Linked DNA regions of Homo sapiens: region 2 is linked to region 1. Evidence: read pairs that join two places in POLR2A ChIA-PET (ENCODE). Cell type or tissue: GM12878. All regions are shown on one strand. Each heading gives the region's core, and the rest is flanking DNA. Links, peaks and the distances in the headings are about the cores only.

Region 1 (2,917 bases), core at 193-2,692:
CAATGTGGTTTTTAGAATTAAGTTACAGAACATAAATGAAAATAAATGAGTGCTGGAGACTTCTTGTTCTTGGAATGTAGAAGAAAAACAGAGAAATGCTCAGCAAACAATCTAGAAATGTACTATAAGATATAGCGAACATCCTTTTACATCTATAGCTGAGTAGCTGAGTTTGCAAAAAAGAGAAATCCCAGCTGATAAGAAATGCAAGGACAGGCTGGGCTCGGTGGCTCATGCCTGCAATCCCAGCACTTTGGGAGGCCTAGGTGGGTGGAAACCTGAGGTTAAGAGTTTGAGACCAGCCTGGCCAACATGGTGAAACCCCGTCTCTACTGAATATACAAAAAAATTAGCCGGGCATGGTGAAGGGCAACTGTAATGCCAGCTACTCGGGAGGCTGAGGCAGGAGAATCGCTTGAACCTGGGAGACAGAGGTAGCAGTGAAGTGAGATCGTGCCATTGCACTCCAGCCTGGGCAACAAGAGCAAAACTCCGTCAAAAAAAAAAAAAGAAAAAGAAAGAAAGAAAAAGAGAAAGAAAAGAAAGAAAGAAAGAAAGAAGGAAGGAAGGAAGGAAGGAAGGAAGGAAGGAAGGAAGGAAGGAAGGAAGAAAGTAGGAAGGAAGGAAGACAAGGAAAGAAAAAAGAGAACAGAACAGAAAAGAAATGAAGTTCAAGGACAACACACAACACAAAACAATGTAAACAGAAGCAGACCCTGCCAACAGAGACTATGGGCTTTATATCTCTGGGACTTCTTCTCTGATGCCCACATATCGAAAGCAGAGGAGGCCTTTATATTCATATAAAATGAAGAATTGGAATTGAGATCCCTACATAACGTCTGAACTCATACATGGCTGATCGTTTTGTAGAAGAGTAGTCTAGGAACAGTTGCCTGTCTCTGACTGGGCTTGGAGTAAGGAAAACAACTCTTAAGATTCTGTAACCAGAGGCCTCTGTCTTATGCTTGCCCAACATACACACTGGAGTGATCAATTCAATCTAATGATTACTTAATGAAAGAAAGAGAAAGACAAGGTGAGAAATTAATTGGTTCTATGCCTTTAAAAATTTCTTAAAACCATTATTAGTTAAAGAGGTAGGTAAAGAGTCCTTCGGGCAAAAAAAGAAGGCATATGCAAAGGTCCTGGGTTGGAGAAAATAGGGCACATTTGAAGAATCAAATGAGGTCTCATGAAAAGGGAAGTGAGACAGCAAGAGAGACTAGAATTGGAGTGGCTGAAGATAGACAAATTATGAAACCAGGTGTACAAACAGCTAAAAATAAGCAGAGCTGCACAAAGTGAACACAATTTGGGAACTGACACATTTGTCCATGACTAATCACTAAAGGCGTTTTTATGGGTTACTGCATTTCACAAAATGAGAGATCTTTTTATTATTATTTTAGACACATTCGTGGCAAAGGACTACATGAATACCGTTGTCATTTTTTGAATCCGAACCCTAGGTCCTTGAGCTAGAACTAAAAATTCTATAAATAGTTCCTGGACAATTTTCTAGACTTGATCTAGCCTTGAACAGATTGAGTACTGTGGTAGGTAGGCTGTCTTCCCTAAATATGCCCATTTCTTCACCAACAAAATCTATGAATTTATTTCCTTACATGGCAAAATGGACTTTGCAGACACAATTAAATTAAGGATCTTGTGATGAGGAGGTTGTCTTGGGATTATCCAGGTAGGCCCAACATAATCACCAAGGTCTTTACGAGAGTGGGACATTTGAGCCAGAGTCAGAGAAAGAGACATGACCATGGGAGAAGAGATTGGAGTGATGCTGCCACAAACTGAAAAAAGAAAAAAAAAAAAGGCAGCCTCTAGAAGCTGAAAAAGGCAAGGAACTCATTCTCTCCTACAGCTCTCAGGAGAAATACAGCCCTGCTGACCAATTTCAAATTTCTGATCTTTAAAACTGTAAGATAATAAAGTTGTGTTGTTGGAAGTTACTAAATTTGAGGTGATCTGTTAAAAAAAAAAGAAAAAGAAAAAATTGGAAACGAATACAGATACCTAGCGTAAGCTGAATGAAGGGATAAGGGTAAGTTAATAACAAAGTTTTTTTTGTTTTTGTTTTTGTTTTTGTTTTTATGGTGGGGGATGGTGCCTTGCTCTGTCACCCAGGGTAGAGTGCAGTGGCGCGATCTCGGCTCACGCAACCTCCGCCTCCTGGGTTCAGGCAATTCTCCTGCCTCAGCCTCCTGAGTAGCTGGGATTATAGGCACCTGCCACCACACCTGGCTAATTTTTGTATTTTTAGTATAGACGGGGTTTCACCATGTTTGCCAGGCTAATCTCGAGCTCCTGACCTTGTGATCCACTCGCCTCAGCCTCCCAAAGTGCTGGGATTATAGGCGTGAGCCACCACACTCGGCCACAAAGATTTTCTAATAGCTAATTTTGATAAACACATGCAAGTCCACAGTTACACAATTCAACAATACAGACGTGTGCTGTCTAATACCCAATTCAATAATACAGATGTGTGCTGTCTAATACAGTAGCCAGTAGTGACACGTGGCTGTTGAGCACTTGAAGTGTGACTAGTTCTAACTGAGACGGGTTTAAAGAGTGAAACACAGAGTGGATTTAGAAAATGTAGTATGAAAAAATGTAAAATATCTCAGTAATGAATTTATAGCAGTTATATGTTGAAATAGTAATATTTTGGATAGATTGAGTTTAATGAAATATATTGTTGAAATGGGTTTCACTAATTCTTTTTGCTTTTTTTAATGTGGTTATTAGGATATTTAAAATGACATATGTGGGAGGTGCAGCAGGATGGCCAACTAGAAGCCTCCATCAATTGTCCTCCTTGCAGAAATGCCAAATTGATCAGCTATCCTCACAAAAAGCACTTTCATAAGAATGAAAAATCAGCTTATATACCAGC
Region 2 (2,917 bases), core at 185-2,684, 680 kb before region 1:
AGACTAGGTGGGTAAAGGCTTGGAGTGGGCAAGATTTGAAGGCAGCTGTTGAGCAATGGTCAAATTAAGAGATGGTGAGGCTTGAATGAGGACAGTGGTGACAGAGAGGAAGGAGATGATGAGGCCTAAATTGAAGGTCATGGTAATGGAGATGTAAAGAGGAGGAGAGATATTTGAGATGTTATGAGGCTCAGTGTCACAGGTTAAGGTGAGAACCAAAGCTAGAATGTTCTAGAGTTCTAAATTCATTGCCCTTTACATTATTCACAATTCTCTGTTAGAAAGGCCAGTTCTGAGGTTGATGCAGATGTTTAAAATCCTGAATTAGGTTAATAACAGTATAATGAGCTTTTTCAGAAATTATCAAGACAAACCACTCAAATATAAATCAGGAGTAGAGAGTGATATTTTATAGGTCCTAAAGGAGAGAAGAACCGGGTATTATATTTCTGCCTGAGACTTCAAGGTTTTGAAATTGTTCCTGGATGAAATAAGTAAGCTAGAAGGGAAGTCTTTCAGTTCACTCCCTGGCAATTTTAATAGCTGTACATCTTGGGAAGGATGAAATGCTGCAGTTTTCATTGAACTGGAACCTTTTATTCAGTCTGGATACCCGGGCTGCCGTAAGTCAGGATTACCGCTTGTTTACTACTGCTTTCTCAGTTTCGCTTTCCCAGGAGTCTGTATAATTAGCTGACTGAACCAGAGATGGTACTTCTTGGAAATATGGTTTGAAATCATTAAACTCAGATGAAGCTTCACTTATTTATTTTCTGTACCAGGAGATACATCTTCTGTGTCACTTGTGACCTTTAACACTTCATTTGGGTTTGCCTTCTCTACGGTGCTTCTACTTTCTTCCCACTTATTATCACATCCAATGTAGTTATTAGTCAATTAATTCTATACAGATTTTACATTAATTTGGGAGGTTCAGGTAGAGGCTTGAATGAAGACAGAGGCTTTTGAAAACTAAGTCCGTGATTTTGTGTATGATTCTTAATTATTACAATGAGTGAAGGAAAAGAAGAAATATAAATAGCAATTGGTCTGAGTAGATTTTTGTTTATTTTCATTTCTTTGGTTTGAATAGATAAGAATACTATGATATTAGACCTGTAATGTGAAGTTACTAAGTGTACACTTTTTTATAGCTTATAACATGGCATGACAGAGAATGATTTGTGGTTATTAGTGGTAGAGGCAGGACCGTCAAACAGGCCCCAGTGGGGTGAAGTGATAGGTGGTATAGAAGAGGTGTGGAGTTTTCCATTGTTGGGTGTGATGATCAGATTCCAGTTCTACCACATATTTTCGTTGTGATCTTGAGAAAATGATGCAACTTCCCTGGACCTTAGTTTTCTCATCTGTAAATGTGACCGTGTCAGCCTCTTTGCATCTTTATCTTGAAGATAAAGTGAGAAAAATAATGTACTTCTCATATAGTGAGTATTCAATAAATTGTATTTATTACTTTTAGGAAATACATTATTTTTTATTTTCCTTATTCATGTTTTCACCTTTGCTTTTTAGTGAACAACAAGACTGTGAAATTGCTCAGGAAATTCAGGAGAAGCTGGCTATTGAGGCAGAGAGACGACGCATTCAGGAGAAGAAGGATGAGGTATAACTTAGTTACTGCCCCTCTCCCTCATGGAGAAAGGGGTGCTCAGCTTTAGAGCAAAAACTTTCTGTAGGTCACGGGCTCAATGAAGGGTTTCTGAATGGGAAGCAGAATGCCTCTTATTTGGGCTGCATTTTCCTCTGTGGACCATGATTTATAGCCTCTTGATTATGTAAATGGTAAAAGTCTTGAGAGATAATGGATAATTTCACATATGATGTGAGTTAGTTTCCTATGACTGCCGTTACAAATTACTCTGCAAACTTGGCTTAACAGAAATTTATTGTCTTAGAGTTCTGGAGGCTAGAAGTCTAAAATCTGAAGTGTTGGCAGGGTCACGCTACCTCTTGGGAAGGATCCTTCCTTGCCTCTTCCTAGCTCCTGACTCCTGGCAATCTTTGGCATTCCTTGGCTTGTATCTGCATCACTTCAGTCTCTGCCTCCATTGTCACATGGCTTTATTCTCTGTCTGTATCTTTGTGTCTTCTTGTCTTCCTGCAAGGACATCAGTCATTGAATTGAGGACTCACCCTAATCCAGTATGACCTCAGCTTAACTAATTACATCTGCAAAGACTGTTTCCAAATAAGGTCACATTTTGAGGTTTGGATAGAAATGAATTTAGAGAGGGCACACTATTCAGCTTACTACAAGGTGTCTGTCCCTGGGTTGTTCTTGCAGCATTAGAGAGAGCAGACTTTTGAGTGGGGCCTGCACAGGAGCCAGGGAGTAGTCCTTGGGAGAGGCCAGGAGCAGGCATTGCTCTCGTTCTTTCTCTTTTTCTTAAAGGTTTCCCTTTCCTCTGATCTGTTGGTTAAAAAAAACTAATCAGTTTGATTCTGTATATATTTTTAAGTCATAGTGTTTTTAAGGCTGAAAATGACTAAAATTACTAATAGTGTTTGGTTTGTGAGAAGACTTGAATTTACCATCAGCTATTATTTCCTTTTGTGTTATTATTTTCAGCCCTTTTTTTAAATTATTTTTTGACAGTGTTTTGCTCCATCACCCAGGGTGGAGTGCAGTGGTGTGATCTTACTGCAATCTCCGCCTCCCAGGCTTAAGTGATCCTCTCTGCCTCTTGAGTAGCTGGGACTACAGGCACACGCGCCCACACTTGGCTAATATTTAAACATTTTTTTTTTTGTAGAGACGAGGTCTCACTATGTTGCCCAGGCTGGTTTCAAACTCCTGTGCTCAAGCTGTCTTCCTGCCTCAGCCTCCCAAAGCACTGGAATTACTGGCATGAGCCCCTGTGCCCAGCTTAGTTTCAGCACTTCTTATGAACAATTT

What was found. Peaks named below come from ENCODE experiments on the same cell type or tissue, not always from the same donor. Only the 100,000 strongest peaks of a DNase experiment are listed, where the experiment ranks them.
Region 2: POLR2A ChIA-PET joins it to region 1 with 6 read pairs; 1 of 35 experiments calls an interaction of 5 or more read pairs at or near these places.

The regions. Positions count from the first base shown.
Region 1 is chr3:192,041,077-192,043,993 of GRCh38, forward strand. No RefSeq gene overlaps it. Among named protein-coding and RNA genes, the nearest start is that of FGF12-AS1, 200 kb to the right of the region's middle. In GM12878, for the core only: no CTCF peak of the experiment used is centred there; a DNase peak (open chromatin) is centred at 1,235; H3K27ac peaks cover 1,186 bases.
Region 2 is chr3:191,359,536-191,362,452 of GRCh38, forward strand. CCDC50 (coiled-coil domain containing 50) reads left to right here. Exons shown (of 12, transcript NM_178335.3): 4 at 1,534-1,624. Among named protein-coding and RNA genes, the nearest start is that of UTS2B, 30 kb to the left of the region's middle. In GM12878, for the core only: no CTCF peak of the experiment used is centred there; no DNase peak of the experiment used is centred there; H3K27ac peaks cover 70 bases.